4 separate regions of the Homo sapiens genome follow, and regions 2, 3 and 4 are each linked to region 1. Evidence: read pairs that join two places in POLR2A ChIA-PET (ENCODE). Cell type or tissue: K562. All regions are shown on one strand. Region 1 holds the start of LOC124903906 (a long non-coding RNA gene). Region 2 overlaps ALOX12 (arachidonate 12-lipoxygenase, 12S type). Region 3 overlaps ALOX12 (arachidonate 12-lipoxygenase, 12S type). Region 4 overlaps ALOX12-AS1 (ALOX12 antisense RNA 1).

Region 1 (4,000 bases):
TCCCACCTCAGAATCTTGGTCTCCACAACCCCTTATCTTAACCCAGACAATTCCTTTCTATTGATTTCAGGTCCTTAGATAATAACAACTTGGCTGGGCACAGTGGCTCACGCCTGTAATCCCAGCACTTTGGGAGGCCAAGGCGGGCGGATCACCTGAGGTGGGGAGTTCGAGACCAGCCTGATCAACATGGAGAGACTCCATTTCTACTAAAAATACAAAATTAGCCGGGCATTGTGGCGCCTGCCTGTAATCCCAGCTACTCAGGAGGCTGAGGCAGGAGAATCGCTTGAACCGGGGAAACGGAGGTTGTGGTGAGCTGAGATTGTGCCACTGCACTCCAGCCTGGGCAATAAGAGGGAAACTACATCTCAAAAAAAAAAAAAAAAAAAAAAAAAGAGAGAGAGAGTGAGAGAGAGAGAGAGAGAGAGAGAGAGAGAGAGAAAATGGCTCAACAGCAAATGCAGGCATTTATGTCCAGGATAAACTTATAGAGGTGGGGGACCAGCTTAGTGTCAGTGCCCACTGCTTACAGGCTGGGGTATTTATAGGTATGGGCGGGAGGGGCCTGGGCAGTATGGCTTGCTGCCTGATAGGATATTGATAAGATGTTCCTTTGATCAGGCGGTTTGGCCCTTGTTCTGGTGGAGTGTGGTGTTCCTTGCATTTTCTCCTAGCAGAATAAGATAAGAGGCAGGCTGTTTCTCACGGTCCGAACCCCCGTGGAATGTTCCACTTTGACCAAGGTCTGTGAAATGGCGGGAGACTTACATAATGGTGCAGTTTGGACTAACACTTTTGAGGGCTCTTGTTTTTTTTGACTGTATATATTTTCTAGGAGGAGAACAAGTTTCTGGGTACTCTTAAATATTACTTGTGAGCTTTAAGTTACTCAGTGATTTGACTTACGGTGGTGGTTATCTTTAAATACGTCATGCTTTTTTTCTTAACCATTTTTAGTGTGGACTGTATAGAATACACAAAAGGCCACCATATTTATATACAATTTAAAAAATAATTTAAAGCAAATTAAAAAGTACCCAGATAGCTACAACCCAGTCCAAGAGTTAGAATATGGACAGAGTCCCTTTCCCCACTCCATCCCCTACCTGCAACAAACCTCTTCCTCTTCCCGGAAGTAACCACTCTCCAAACGTGTGACAATCACTTCCTTGCAAATGTTTATAGTTTTACACTTCTATATGCATTGCTTAATTTTGCCTTTTATGTTTAGACCTTTAATCTACTTGAAATTTATTTACGTATGATATAAAGGTCCATTTTTTTCCATATGGACACTTCCCTGTCCCACCACTGTCTATTAGAATTTCTACTTCCTCGCCTGATCTACACTACCACTGAGGCAGGAGAATAGGGTCTGGAGGCAGGGAAGCTAAGGCTGATTCATGCTGCTTATGAGGGAAAGGAGGGGTTGAATTGGGCTTAGGTTCGGAACCCAAGCCCGATTCATCCCTTTTCAACCCCTCCTTTTTTCTGCGAGGCAGTTGAAAAATGAAAGTACCTCTGATTGGTCCCCTCCTGCAACCAATCAGACTGGTCGGGGGCCAATGGGAACCCTCTAGAGGGTATTTAAACCTCAGAAAATTCAGTAACAGGCTTTGGAGCTGCTTGCTTGAGCCCACTGTCCTCTGTTGGAGTAAATCTCTGCTTTCCCTGCCTTGCTTTGTGTGTTTTGTCCAATTCTCAGTTCAAAACGCCAAGAACCTGGCCAACTACCCTTCAGCTGGTAACGTATTTTGGTGAGCCAGCCAGGAGGTAAGCCCAACGTTTGGGATTTATTTTCCTTTTTGTCCTCTTTCTCTCTCTTTTCCTTTCCAACTCGGGACTCTCGGTGGACAGTGCCTAGGCATGGAGGCAACCGCAGGTTTGTGGTTGGGGCCACTCTCCAGGGAAACTGAAAGGGTTCCGTGTGGAAGCGCCTGATCACCACCACCCGGTTTGGGTGAGGGACCTGAGTCCTTTTCTTTTCAGTCTTGCAGCAGCTGTTTCCTGGCAGGGCAAATGGTCAGAAATACCATATGTACAGGCCTTCACGGCCCTACGCCAAAACCTAATCATCTCCGCAAAGAAAGTCCAAAGACAGGACTAGATAGTATAGATGACCCCCTTTTATAAGGGCCACCTGTCTCTCAGGGTGAACATAACCGCCCCCACGTAGCCCCTTGCCAAGTGCTCCTGAGGCTAAAACCCAAACCCTGGACACCCTACTAGGTCCCCCTCACGCTCGGAGGGGACACTACATTCCACTCTCCCTCCAGCCCTGCTACCCCTTCAGGAAGTAGCAGGAGCCGAGGGGCCAGTCCTAGTGCAGGCCACCTTCTCTATAACTGATATACAACGGTGTCAGGGAAAGCTAGGAAGCTCTTCTAAGAATCCCAGGAAATTAGCAGATGGGTTCCAAACTTTGACCTCAGCCTTCGATCTCTCACAGAGAAATGTTCAATTCATTCTAGCAACCTCTTGCACCCCCTTTGAAAAGGAATGAATCTTTTGAGGCTGCCCACTGGGAAGCAGACGATTTATTTGCCCAAAACCCTCAGGGCAATCACCTGGGCCCAGACACAGTCCCCACAACTGATCCTAATTGAGACTCTAATGCTCTCGTGGGAACGAAAAACTGGGCTAAATTTCTTGAGGCTCTCCTTGGAGGAATGAGAAAGGGAATAACTAAGGCAGTAAGTGATGATGAAGTAAGGGAGGTTCCACCGGACCAGGTAACCCTTGCCATGCTCATGCTACAATCTGGAAAGGAAGAGGGCTGCTAACTAGCAAACACTCCCCTGTAAAGCATAGGCCTGAAATTCTGCAGCTTTTGGAAGCAATACACCTGCCAAAGGCTGTAGCTGTAATTCATTGCAGGGAGCATCAAAGGGCCTTAACCCTTATAGCACAAGGAAACAGAAAGGCTGATAGAGAAGCGAAAGCTGTAGTTCTCAGGGTGCAATCCCAACAGATTCCAGCTCTACTTCTTTTCTGTGATTCCCCAATGGAGCCTGAATACACACCACAGGAAGAACAGTTAATAAAGGAGCAAGGGGGACAAAACCCAGGATGCTGGTGGTACATGGCATCAAAACCACATCTCCCTCAAGCAGCCTGATGGAGAATTAGAAAAACTCTGCATGACTCTTTGCATATGGGGAGAGAAGCCACCCTGGCCGTGGTTAACAGGCTCTTCATTGAGCCTAACTTAGCTTCTGTGGTTAAGCATGTCTGTCAAACCTGCTCACTGTGTGCACTGAACAGCCCAGGAAACAGAATGCCTCCTGTAATAGAACCAGTCCAGAGGGGAGTTGTATTAGAGGACGCTGATAGAACATACCCAGGAAAAGATGGGCGATTAGACTTCACACATATGCCAGCTGGCAGAGGTTATAAGTTTTTGTTAGTGCTAATAGATATCTTTACTGGTTGGGTCGAAGCTTATCCTACCAGATCAGAGAAGGCTACTGTGGTTATAAGGTTCTCTTAAAAGAAATAATCCCCCAGTTTGGGTTACTTCAGCGTCTCCAAAGTGATAACGGCCCATACTTTATCTCCCAGATAACTCAAGTAGTTGCTAAGGCTCTCAGAATCAAATACTATTTACATTCAGCATGGAGGCCTCAATCCTCTGGGAAAGTAGAAAGGGCTAATCAACCTCTAAAAGGATCGTTAGCTAAGTTCGATCAGGAAACATCAGAAGCTTGGGTCAGCTTACTGCCCATAGCTCTCTTAAAAATCTGTAATACCCCTAGAGCAAAATTTAATATAAGCCTATACGAAGGCTATTAGTTTGTTTTTATGTGTGTGTGTGTGTGTTTTTTTTTTTTTTTTTGAGACGGAGTCTCTCTCTATCGCCTAGGCTGGAGTGCAGTGGCACGATCTTGGCTCACTGCAAGCTCCGCCTCCCGGGTTCACGCCATTCTCCTGCCTCAGCCTCCCGAGTAGCTGGGACTACAGGCGCCCGCCAGCACGCCCAGCTAATATTTTGTATTTT
Region 2 (4,000 bases), 65 kb before region 1:
AGTCGGAGGAGGTGGGAATGGGATACACATGCTTTCCCGTGTGGAGGGAGGAAGGGAGGCGTGATGAGAGGCTGGGGTCCTGTCCCCAGAAGGGCAGGGCTGGGAAGGCGCCCTGGCAGAGTCTCCCAGGAGCTTCTTCTGTCTCTAGAATGGATCTTACCTCGGTCCTGGGCCTGGCACAGCCCCACCTCCGTGATCTCCCGACACCAGGCCTGCAGCTCAGGGTCCCCCTTCACTATGTCATCCCTTTGGTAGAAGAGGTGGACGATCCCCTCCACATACCTGCCCAGGGGGAAAAGGCACTTGAGGGCAGAAAGCCCCCGCCTCTGACCTCTATTCCTCTTTCTGTGGCATCTGCCCAATGCTTCCACAGTATCTGGGAAGACACCTCGCCTTTGGGACATCCTCAGCCCTCTAAACACACTAGCATCTCATGGAAGATGTGGGTCCTTAGTTCTAGGAATTCGCATGGTTGCTGTCATACATCGTCAGAAAATCCTGATTTTTCCAGACACCTCCCCCAGTCTCCCCCCACAGCTCCCCTCACCTCCTCTCTCTGCCTCATCCCAGTCTCCTCATTTTCAGAGCCACCCACTGTGTCCTCACTTTTCCTCATCTCTCCCCAGGATTGAGTTCTCTGCTTCTCCTTTCTGGACCTTCTTGCTTTTGCCCCATGCTGGCCTCAGGCCAGAGCCCCCCCCCCCCCCGGCCCCACCATTTCTCAGCTCCTCCTTACTCACCTGGCAATGATCTCCCAGAGCCGTAAAGCATCATGGGCATAGAGAGCACCTGGGAGTCCCAGCAGGCCCCGGTCAGCCAGGTCGTCAGGAGGACAGAGGGAGCAGTAGGTCAGCTGAGCTGCCGCCCGACGGAGCAACTGTACATGGCCCCCTCCACCTGTGCTCACTGCCTGGGACAGGAGATCACAGGTCTTAGAGGGGGAAACAGGGCTGGAGAACCAACACATCTTCCATAAAGTGGGGCAAATGTGGGATTTTCAGATATTAAGACATGGGTATACAGCACTTTGGGAGGCTGAGGTGGGTGGATCATGAGGTCAGGAGTTCGAGACCAGTCTGGCCAACACAGTGAAACCCCATCTCTACTAAAAATATAAAAATTAGCTGGGCATGGTGGCGGGCGCCTGTAATCCCAGCTACTCGGGAGGCTGAGGCAGGAGAATCGCTTGAACCCAGGAGGCGGAGATGGCAGTGAGCCGAGATGGCGCCACTGCACTCCAACCTGGGCGACAGAGCTAGACTCTGTCTCAAAAAAAAAAAAAAAAAAAAAAAAGACATGGGTATAAAAGGGACAGGTTCATAGGTTAAGAGTGAGGACATTCACACATAGTTGATCTTGGATCCTGAAAGTGGCAGATCATGGAGAGATGGATGAGGCAGTCCCATGCCCCGTACCCTCCTCACCTTATCAAAAATTCCTCCATCTGAGATGAGTTGGGTCCGGGCCCGGGTGTTGATTTCCATGGTGTAGCGGATATGGGGGATCAGGAACTGGAGAGGAGGAGATTGGAGGGCGTGACTGGTGGAGGCCATGCTTGGGTCCTTCCTGGTAGGGCCTGGCACCCAGCATGGCGCCTTCTCCTCTTGATGCTTTCCTTTACAGGCTGATCTCCTGCTGTTCTGATCACTCACTCTTGTGCTCTCCAACTTCCCTGTGAGTTGGGCCCTGGAGCCAGACTGACCAGGATTTTAACCTACACTTTACTCCTCATTTGAGACTTGGCCAAGTTAATAACCTTTTAATCTGCAATCTCTTCATTTGTCAACAGGGGGCAGCAATAGACTCTCTTATCTCAGGGGCTGTGGTGATGCTCACCTAAGTGATGTTGGAGAGTGTCTATTACACATAAGAGTCCTGGAATAGTAGCTGTCTGCTTCATTGTTTCTACCTTGAGTATAGGTGCCTTATGAATCAGCCCTTTCTGATTTTCTTTGCTACCTCCTCTGTCATTCACATCCTCTTAAACTAGCCTCTCTGCTTATGATCAAAGCTGCATCTCCATCTTTTAGTTGTTTCACAGTTGGGGGTTTCTTTAGGGGATGGATGGGGAGAATACTTTCTGTCAGAACTAGAAGAGCTATATTCAGCTACCTGTTTAAGCAAATCTTTCTCCACCCCTACTTAAGCACTGTTGGGCCCCTCTTCTCCTGCTTTTCCTTAGCTATTGAAAAAAGGCCATGGTCTTTTTTTAATATTAAAATATTTTCCTTAGCTATTAAAATTTAATATTAAATTTAAATTAATTTAATATTAAATATTTAATTTTAAATTAAAATTTTAATTTAATATTAAAATAAAAATATTAAAATTTAATTTAATATTGAAGCAATTAAAATTAAAATTAAATTAATTAATATTAAATTAAATTAAATTAAATTAATATTAAAATTAAAAATATTAAAATTTAATTTAATATTAAATTAATATTAAAATTAAAAATATTAAAATTTAATTTAATATTAAATTAATTAAATTAAGTTAAATTAATATTAAATTAAATTAAGTTAAATTAATATTAAATTAAATTAATTTAATATTAAAATTAAAAATTTAAATGTTTATTTAAAATTAAATTTAAATTTTAAATTTAAATTTATTTAAATTTTAATTATTTATTTAAAATTAAAATTAAAATTTTAATTTAATATTAAATTAAAATTTTAATTTTAATAAATTAAAATTTATTAAATTAAAAATATTAAAATATTTTCCTTAGCTATTAAAAAAGGCATGGTCCTTACATGCGTTTCTTTTTATCTTAGACTGTTTGTCTTCCTTTCCACATAGTTAACATGCAGGTTTCAAGCAGTTTTGGTGCTTGTCTGAATTGTTGATGCTGGACACTGGCAATGACCCCAATGACACCTTTGGTGTTAAGATACCAAAGCAGCTCACATTAACCTGAAGCTTTTCAGAAGATTCATGAAAGATGCCAAATGTCACGGAAAGGCCAAAGTCCACATGAGGAGAAAGGATGCCTAAGGATAAACAGTCCTTAATAATAATAATTGCAAGAACTAGCTGGGTGTGGCGGCATGTGCCTGCAATCCAGGTTACTTGGGAGACTGAGGCAGGAGGATCGCTTGAGCCCAGGAATTTGAGACTAGCTTGGGCCACATAGTGAAACCCTGTCTCTACAAAAAATAAAAAAAATTAGCCAGGCATGGTGGTGCACACCTGTAGTCCCAGCTACTCTGAAGGCTGAGGTTAGAGGATCGCTTCAGCCCAGGAGTTTGAAGCTGCAGTGAGTTATGATTACGCCACTGGACTCCAGCCTGGGTGACAGAGTGAGAACTTGTCTCTGAAAAAAAAAAATTTGCAAGAACTAATGTTTTTTGTAGCATTTAGCTTGTGTCACACCATTAAGTCATTTTAACCTTTAATAACCTCACGATGGAACATGTGAGGACATCTGGAAATTATTGAGGCCGGGGTTCAGGACTAAGACCCCAGCAATCCAAAGTCAGAGCCTGCATAGGCCACTGTTAAGACATGTGCAGGCTTGACCCTTGTGTGCATCTGCCAGCAACTCAGCTGTCCGCTGGGGCATGGCATTACTGTGGTGAGTGGAGACACGGAGAGGACTGAACTAGGAAACGGAATTGTAAGTGTGAATAGAGGCTTCACTTGTTCGTGTGGAGCAGAGGATGGGGAAGCAGGAGACAGCATGAGATGAATGAAATCCAAGATTCCATTCATCAGACTGGTCTCCATCTTGTCTATGTTACCGAAGGGGAAAATTCCAGAGGCGGCACAGCTATACTGGCCAGGCTTGGGGGGTCTTGGTGGAGGCCCCCAGCTGAAACACAATTTGGTTGTTTTTACCCAGGACATACTTGCATATCTTGCCAATACATCAAACTCCATGTACCTAAAACCAAACACCTCATTTTTGCTGACTCTGGTTTCTTCTAACTTTACTGTTTCTGACAATTACTCTGGTTTGTAAGCTTGTATCATTTTTGTGCTCCCTCTGCCA
Region 3 (4,000 bases), 60 kb before region 1:
ATGACTAAGTAAGATTATTGCCTTCTAGGAGGTTATAGTCTAGCAGGAGGACTGTGAACCCTCCCAGCCTGCCGCTCGCTAGCTGGAGTGCCCTGATGTCAGGTGGAAGGCAGGAGGGACTGGAAGAAGGGGGTCCAGAAGGAGGCCCTAACAGTGGTGTGGGAGAAACCTGCTGCTTTGGGGTCGGCGCTCAGATGGTGGTGGAATGTGAAGGAGAAGTAGGAGGTGTAAGATTATTGACAGTTCTTGTCACCTGACTGTTAAGAATAGTGAGAGAAGGCCAGGTGCAGTGGCTCACACCTGTAATCCCAGCACTTTGGGAGGCCGAGGCAGGCAGATTACTTGAGCCCAGAAGTTCAAGACCAGCCTGGGCAATATGGCGAAACCCCATCTCTACAAAAAATACAAAAATTAGCCAGGCCCACATGGTGGCACATGCCTGTGGTCCCAGCTACTGGAGGGACTGAGGTGGGAGAATTGCTTGAACCCAGGAGGCGCAGGTTGCAGTGAGCCAAGATCACACAACTGTATTCCAGCCTGAGTGACACAGTGAGATTCTGTCTCAAAAAAAAAAAAGAAATTGCGAGAAAAGATATTCAAGAGATGGCGAGGGTTCAGAGCCAGAGGCCACTGAGAGATGAGATAGTGATTCTGAAAGTGTAGTCCTGAACTGGTAGTGTCAGCATCACTTTGGAACTTATAAAAACGCAAACTCTTAGTTCCCACCCCAGACATACTGAATCAGAAAGTCTGGTCATGGGATCCAGAAATCTGCATTTCAACAGGCATTCAGGTGATTCTGATGCACACTGAAGTGTGAGGACCATTGGATACAGGATGAGAACTCCAGGAGGCCATTTTGACTCTTGAAAAAGTAATTCTAGTTGGATGAGGCAGGGGAGACGAGGGTACAGGCAAATAGTGACATGAAGACAAGTCTCACTGAGTGAGGATGGGGTTTGGGAGCCAAGAGCTGGGGGTTGGGTCCCTGGGAGCAGAGGTTGAGGTGAACAGAGTGCAACGTTGTGGGAGAGGTCTGGGGCCCTTACCTGGATGACCATGGGCTGCAGCTTCCCATTGGGCTCCATCTTCAGCATAACGAGGGGGGCAGCCAGGTATTGCTTCTCTCCTCGGATCACGTTGGCTGGAATTCCATCCAGAAGGATGAAGTCAGCTTCAAACAGGGAACCATTCTGGGGACAGGAGGGATGTATCCATTTTTAGAGTTCAAAGTCTACCCCCAGGGGGCCGGGGCAAAGGGCAAGAGATTTAGTCTAGCTTCTTGCCATTCTCCTGCATCAGTACCGGAGCCCTGTTGGGAGAACTAGAGCCCCTGGTCCAGTTCCTCTCATCTTAAAGTGAAGAAACAGTCTGGTGAGGGTAGATGTCTTGTGTGTGGATGTGGTGGCAGATCTGGGTTTGGAACCAGGCCTGCTCAATCCAGTTGGCATCACAGGCATTGTAAACTGACCACCTGTCAAATGGCCAGGCCCCTTTCTGATCATTCCCGAATGGTCTGCGCTCTGGTTTTGGCTCCTATCAGCTCAGCAAATGCTCTTTCATTCCCTATTCAAATCTCACATCCTCTGCCAAATATTCCAGAGAGCTTCCCCTACTACCCCTGCCACCGCATACAGCACACACATGCATACGCACACATTTTGCCTAGGCTTGTCCTCAGTACAGTCCATTGCTTCCAAACCCCGCTCTCTTTTTCTAGAAAGCCTCCCCGATTCTCCCCACCTGATGGCACTTCCTCACTTTTCTCCCTGCCCATGAACACTGGAGTCCAGAACACTGCGGCCAGGCAATGTCACTGTTCCTGCTAACATCTCCAGCCCCTCTCTGTGTGCTGGGGATCCATTCTATTTTCCCCTTCCTGCTGGGAGCTCCTCATAGTTTCTTCCCCTACATATTTTATTTCTGTATTTTTCCAGCACAGGACTGCACCAAGGGGCAATGCAGTACTGCAGCCTTCCTCTGACTCAGTTTGGATTCTCTCTGTCCGTTCTCACCACACTACTAAGGAGAGAACAGTGCCAGGCAGGGGAAGGAGAGGTACCTGAAGTTCTTTCTCCAGTTGAGCCTGAAGCTCTTCCATCCCCGAGGGCAGCACTAGCCTGGAGGGCAGAGAGGTCGAGCGTCTCAACAGCATGGGGTTGGCACCATTGAGGAACTGGTAGCTGAACAACTCATCATCCTGCCAGCACTGGCGAACCTTCTCTTTGGTGGGCGGTGAAAGGAGGATATATGTACCACAGCCTGCATATCCCTTCTCCAAAATCTACCCCAGGGGTTCAGGTATATAACCCTCCCTGAACCCAGCTTCTGCGTTTTCATTCTCAAGGCCTCTCTGAGTTGACCAGATATGATAAGGTCTCTTCTTGCAAAGAGTTACGGGGGACTGTGGAGTGTGATGAGTCATCCAGAGGGGCCATTAAGGGATTATGGAGACCTCGGGGAACCACTGACCAGCCAGGGCACTCTTCTGGCCCCAGAAGATCTGATCAAAGTCTTCTAGGCAGTTCCAGGAGCTCAGGAGGGTGTAAACACGTTTGAGGGCCATCTCCAGAGCCCTAGGACAGGTATTGAGGCTTAACTCATCAGCTGATCCCTCAGTCCCTCACCGTCTATCATCATTCTTGGCCCTCCCAGCCCTTATTTCACTCCGAGGTCTAGCCTTTTTCTCACCCTGCCTTCAGTGTCCATTCAAAGTCCAGCCTCTTCTCCTCATGGAATCTCATATTTGGAGGTAGATCATCCTTACGGTCTGCAGCGATGGTCAGGGGTAACCCTTCCTTCCAGGTGGCCCAGCTAGGAGTTGGGGACAAAGCTTCAGGAAGGATGTCATGGTCAGTGATGGGGCCAGGGGCAGGGGCAGGGGCAGGGAAGGGGTGGGACAGTGGTGGCGGGGTTAGTTTAAGGGGTGGGTGGTCACCAGTAGATCTGCTGTCTGTCTTTCAGTTCCTTCTCTCGATGCTTCTGGAACATGTCCAAAGCATTGTCTCCTGGCAGGCGGGCTGGGGAGACATCAAGACAATTGGCCTCACGGCTCTGTCTGGTCCTATGCCCGCCTCTTGTCCTCATCTCCCTGTGGTTAGCCGTATTCCATGTTTTCAGCCATGCACTGTTGCTTTTATCTCTGGCTTTGCCTCATTTGATTATCCACCAGACACGTTTATCCCATCTTTGCCAACTTTGCACTCCTGCTTTCTCTTATTTCAGCCCTCATCCTTTGCCTGTAGATAAAAACCTCCTGTTTGCCACCATTTCTTGCTCCTTCACTCATCTTCCCCTACCTGGCCTTACTTCATCAATATCTATGGTTGGAAAAAAATCACCTTAATTAAGGTGATGAAATCTTAGTCACCTATACACCTACACCTACTGTCTACTACAGATTGCTTTGATTAATTTCACATCTTAAACCTCACCTGCCACGCCTTCACCTGTCCTCAAAAGATTCTACATTTGCTTTTTTTTTTTTAAACCTCATCTTTCTGGATTTACTATCATAATCTGTATCTATGGACTTATTCTGGGTCTTTTCTGCATTTACACTCACCTGTCTCAAAGTCATAGATTTGATGTTCCATCCCTACTGCCCTCACTCATCTCTGGATTCATCTCTCTTTTACTCATTACCCATGGTTAAAAATTCACTATTTGGGCCGGGCGTGGTGGCTCAAGCCTGTAATCCCAGCACTTTGAGAGGCCAAGGAGGGCGGATCACGAGGTCAGGAGATCGAGACCATCCTGGCTAATACGGTGAAACTCCATCTCTACTAAAAAAAATATAAAAAATTAGCCGGGTGTGGTGGGGGGTGCCTGTAGTCCCAGCTACTCGGGAGGCTGAGGCAGGAGAATGGCGTGAACCCAGGAGGTGGAGGTTGCAGTGAGCCAAGATCGCACCACTGCACTCCAGCCTGGGCAACAAAGCAAGACTCCATCTCAAAAAAAAAAAAAAAAAAAATTCACTATTTGCCATCCTCATTCCTCC
Region 4 (4,000 bases), 51 kb before region 1:
TGGCCTCCCAAAGTTCTGAGATTACAGGCGTGAGCCACCGCGCCTGGCCAGTGTTTTGTTATAGTAGCCCAAACTGACTAGCAGCCTTTTGTTTTGTTTTGTTTTTAGACAGGGTCTCACTCTGTCACCCAGACTGGAGTGCAAAGGCGCCATCACGGCTCACTGCAGCCTTGATCTCCCAGGTTCAGGTGATTGATTATACTGCCTCAGCCTCCCCAGTAGCTGGGACTACAGGCCCGTGCCAACATGCCCGACTAATTTTTGTATTTTTTGTAGAGATGGGGTTTTGCCATGTTGCCCAAGCTGGTCTCAAACTCTTGGGCTCAAGTGATCCGCTGGCCTTGGCCTCCCTCCCAAAGTGCTGGGATTACAGGGGTGAGCCACTGCACCTGGCCATTTTATTTTTAAATTTTGATTTGTCCCTAACAACTACCATTTTGTTCTTATGTATGCCACAGGAAGGATCAGGGGCTTGATTTTGTCAGCACCCTTTGCAGTAGGAAAGGCCACGTGGGCACACGTGTATGCCAAATGTAAATCTTCTTTCAAACTCCCGATTCCCTGCTGTCTGTGCCAGTAGCCAAGCCAACTCCCACATTCCCATTACCTCTCTTTGCAGAACAATTTACCTTCTGTGTGTGTTTTTTTTTTTTGAGATAGAATCATGATCTTGGCTCACTGCAATCTCTACCTCCCAGGTTCAAGTGATTCTCCTGCCTCAGCCTCCTGAGTAGCTGGGATTACAGGCACCCGCCACCATGCCTGGCTAATTTTTATACTTTTAGTAGAGATGGGGTTTTGTCTTGTTGGGCAGGCTGGTCTCGAACTCCTGACCTCAGGTAATCTGCCCTCCTCGGCCTCCCAAAGTACTGGGATTACAGGCGTGAGCCACCGTGCCCGTCCCAGGCTCCACTTCTAATTCTAGTTCTCTTTCAATTTCTACTACATCTGCAGTTAGTTCCTCCAAGAAGTCTTGAACCCCTTGTAGTCATCCATAAGGGTTGGAATCAACTTCTTCCAAACTCCTGTTATGTTGATATTTTGGCTTCCTCCATTGAATCATGAATTTTCTTTTTTCTTTTTCTTTTTTCTGAGACTGAGTCTTGCTCTTGTTGCCCAGGCTGGAGTACAGTGGCACAATCTCTGCTCACCGCAACCTCCACCTCCTGGGTTCAAGCGATTCTCCTGCCTCAGCCTCCCGAGTAGTTGGGATTACAGGTGCCCGCCACCACGCCTGGCTAATTTTTGTATTTTTAGTAGAGATGGGTTTCAGGCCAGGTGCGGTGGCTCACACCTGTAATCCCAGCACTTTGGGAGGCTGACGCAGGTGGATCATGTGAGATCAGGAGTTCAAGACCAGCCAGGCCAACGTGGTGAAACCCTGTCTCTACTAAAAAATACAAAAATTAGCTGGGTGTGGTGGTGGGTGCCTGTAATCCCAGCTACTTGGGAGGCTGAGGCAGGAGAATTGCTTTAACCTGGGAGTGGAAGTTGCAGTGAGCCGAGATCATGCCACTACACTCCAGACTGGGCCACTCAGTGAGACTCTGTCTCAGGAAAAAAAAAGACGGGGTTTCACCATGTTGGCCAAGCTGGTCTCGAACTCCTGACCTCAGGTGATCCGCCTGCCTCAGCCTCCCAAAGTGCTAGGATTACAGGCATGAGCCACAGTGCCTGGCCTCAATCATGAATTTTCTTAATGGCATCTAAATGGTGACTCCTTTCTAGAAGGTTTTCAGTTCATTTTGCCCAGATCTATCTATGGCAGCTATATAGCCTTATGAAATGTATTTGTTTCTTTGTTACTTTATTATTATTATTATTTTAAATTTTAGAGCCAGAGTCTCTGTTGCCCAGGCTAGAGTACAGTGGTGTGATCATAGCTCACTGCAACCCTGAGCTCCTTGGTTCGAGTGGGCCTCCTGGCTCAGCCTTGTGAGTAGCTAGGACTGCAGGTGCACACCACTGCATTGGCTAATTTTTAAATTTTTTGTAGAGAGATGAGGTTGCACTATGTTATTATGTTATTCAGCTTGTTTTGAATACCTGGGCTCAAGTGATCCTCCTGCCTTGACCTCCTAAAGCACTGGGATTACAGGAATGAGCCACCATGTCTGGGCCCCTGTTTATTTTTATTTATTTATTTATTTATTTAGACAGAGTCTTGCTCTGTTGCTCAGGCTGGAGTGCAATGGTGTGATCTCGGCTCACTGCAACCTCCTCCTCCTGGGGTCAAGTGATTCTCCTGCCTCAGCCTCCCCAGTAGCTGGGATTACAGGCACCTGCCATCACGCCCAGCTAAGTTTTGTATTTTTAGTAGAGACGGGGTTTCACCATGATGGCCAGGCTGGTCTCTAACTCCTGACCTCAGGTGATACACCTGCCTCGGCCCTGTTTTTTAAAATAATTACAGTGACAGGTCAAAATTACTCCTGATCCTTGGGCTGCAGAATGAATGATGTGTTAGCAGTCACGAAAACAGCATTAATCTCCCTGTACATCTCCATCAGAGCTCTTGGGTGACCAGGTGCATTCTCCATGAACAGTCATTTTTGAAAGGAATGTTTTTGTGAGCAGTAGGTATGAACAGTGGGTTTAAAATATTTAGTAAATCATGATGTAAGCAGATGTGTCATCCAGGCTTTGTTGTTCCATGTAAAGACACAGGCAGAGTAGATTTAGCCAAGTTCTCAAGGGCCCTAGGCTTTTCAGAATGATAAATGGGCACTGGCTTCAGCTTAAAGTCACCAGCTGCATTAGCTTCTCATGAGAGTCAGCTTGCCCTCTGAAGTTTTTTTTTGTGTTGTTTTTGAGACAGAGTCTCGCTTTGTCACCCAGGCTGGAGTGCAGTGGCACGATTTTGGCTGACTGCAACCTCCGCCTCCCAGGTTCAAGTGATTCTCCTGCCTCAGCCCCCCGAGCAGCTGGGACTACAGGCATGTGCCACCATGCCTGGCTAATTTTTGTATTTTTAGTAGAGATGGGGTTTCACCATGTTGGCCAGGCTGATCTCGAACTCTTGACCTTGTGATCCACCTGCCTCAGCCTCCCAAAGTGCTGGGATTACAGGTGTGAGCCACTGCGTCCAGCCTTCCTTTGAAGTTTTGAAGGCAGGTATTGACTTCTCCTCTCCAGCTATGAAAGTCCTAGATGGTATCTTCCTCCAATATAAGACTTTAAACTACAATGAAAATCCGTTGTTTAGTGTTGCCACCTTCTTCAGTGATCTTAGCTGGATCTTCTGGATAACTTGCTGCAGCTTCTCCATCAGCACTTGCTGCTTCACCTTGCACTCTTATGTTATGGAGATGGCTACTTTCCTTAAACCTCATGAGCCAACTCTGCTAGCTTCCTGCAGCTTCCTTATCTCTCTCACCCTTAACAGATTTGAAGAAAGTTCGAGCCTTGTTCTGGATTAGGCTTGGTTTAAGGGAATGTTGTGGATGGTTTAATCTTCTATCCGGACCACTAAAACTTTCTCCATATCAGTAATAAGGCTATCTCACTTTCTTTTTTTTTTTTTGAGATGGAGTCTTGCTCTGTCACCAGGCTGGAGTGCAGTGGTGCCATCTTGGCTCTCGGCAACCTTCACCTCCTGGGTTCAAGCGATTCTCCTGCCTCAGCCTCCCAAGTAGGTGGACTACAGGCGAGCGCCACTACGCCCAGCTAATTTTTGTATTTTTAGTAGATACCATGTTTCACCATATTGGCCAGGGTGGTCTCGATCTCTTCACCTCGTGATCCGCCCACCTTGGCCTCCCAAAGTGCTGGGATTACAGGCATGAGCCACTGCGCCTGGCCAGTGAAGGCTTTTGTGATGAGTTAAAACATGGTGGAAAAGGTCAAAGGGGAAATGAGCACCTGCGAAGAGGATCCAAACCCAAGGGGCACCCTGGCTTTATAACAACACACACTCATGGGAATGAATTCATTTCCCCGAGAATCAATCCAGGCTCATGAGAGTGAGAACTCACTACTGTGAGAAGCACACCAAGCCACT

Evidence for each region. ChIA-PET counts read pairs that join two places held together with the same protein. Peaks named below come from ENCODE experiments on the same cell type or tissue, not always from the same donor. Only the 100,000 strongest peaks of a DNase experiment are listed, where the experiment ranks them.
Region 2: POLR2A ChIA-PET joins it to region 1 with 7 read pairs; 10 of 35 experiments call an interaction of 5 or more read pairs at or near these places.
Region 3: POLR2A ChIA-PET joins it to region 1 with 5 read pairs; 4 of 35 experiments call an interaction of 5 or more read pairs at or near these places.
Region 4: POLR2A ChIA-PET joins it to region 1 with 5 read pairs; 3 of 35 experiments call an interaction of 5 or more read pairs at or near these places.

The regions. Positions count from the first base shown.
Region 1 is chr17:6,938,026-6,942,025 of GRCh38, reverse strand. It overlaps LOC124903906 (a long non-coding RNA gene), which reads right to left and starts at 392. Exons shown (of 2, transcript XR_007065595.1): 1 at 1-392. In K562, no CTCF peak of the experiment used is centred here; a DNase peak (open chromatin) is centred at 1,525; H3K4me3 peaks cover 2,597 bases.
Region 2 is chr17:7,002,768-7,006,767 of GRCh38, reverse strand. ALOX12 (arachidonate 12-lipoxygenase, 12S type) reads right to left here. Exons shown (of 14, transcript NM_000697.3): 9 at 1,425-1,511; 10 at 741-910; 11 at 161-282. The region is part of intron 2 of ALOX12-AS1 (ALOX12 antisense RNA 1); the gene reads left to right. Among named protein-coding and RNA genes, the nearest start is that of ALOX12-AS1, 7.6 kb to the left of the region's middle. In K562, a CTCF peak has its summit at 1,792 (motif pointing right); a DNase peak (open chromatin) is centred at 1,827.
Region 3 is chr17:6,997,529-7,001,528 of GRCh38, reverse strand. It overlaps ALOX12 (arachidonate 12-lipoxygenase, 12S type), which reads right to left. Exons shown (of 14, transcript NM_000697.3): 3 at 2,939-3,020; 4 at 2,692-2,814; 5 at 2,473-2,576; 6 at 2,063-2,223; 7 at 1,050-1,193. The region is part of intron 2 of ALOX12-AS1 (ALOX12 antisense RNA 1); the gene reads left to right. Among named protein-coding and RNA genes, the nearest start is that of ALOX12, 3.5 kb to the right of the region's middle. In K562, no CTCF peak of the experiment used is centred here; a DNase peak (open chromatin) is centred at 2,428.
Region 4 is chr17:6,988,615-6,992,614 of GRCh38, reverse strand. All of the region lies in intron 2 of ALOX12-AS1 (ALOX12 antisense RNA 1), which reads left to right. Among named protein-coding and RNA genes, the nearest start is that of ALOX12, 5.4 kb to the left of the region's middle. In K562, no CTCF peak of the experiment used is centred here; no DNase peak of the experiment used is centred here.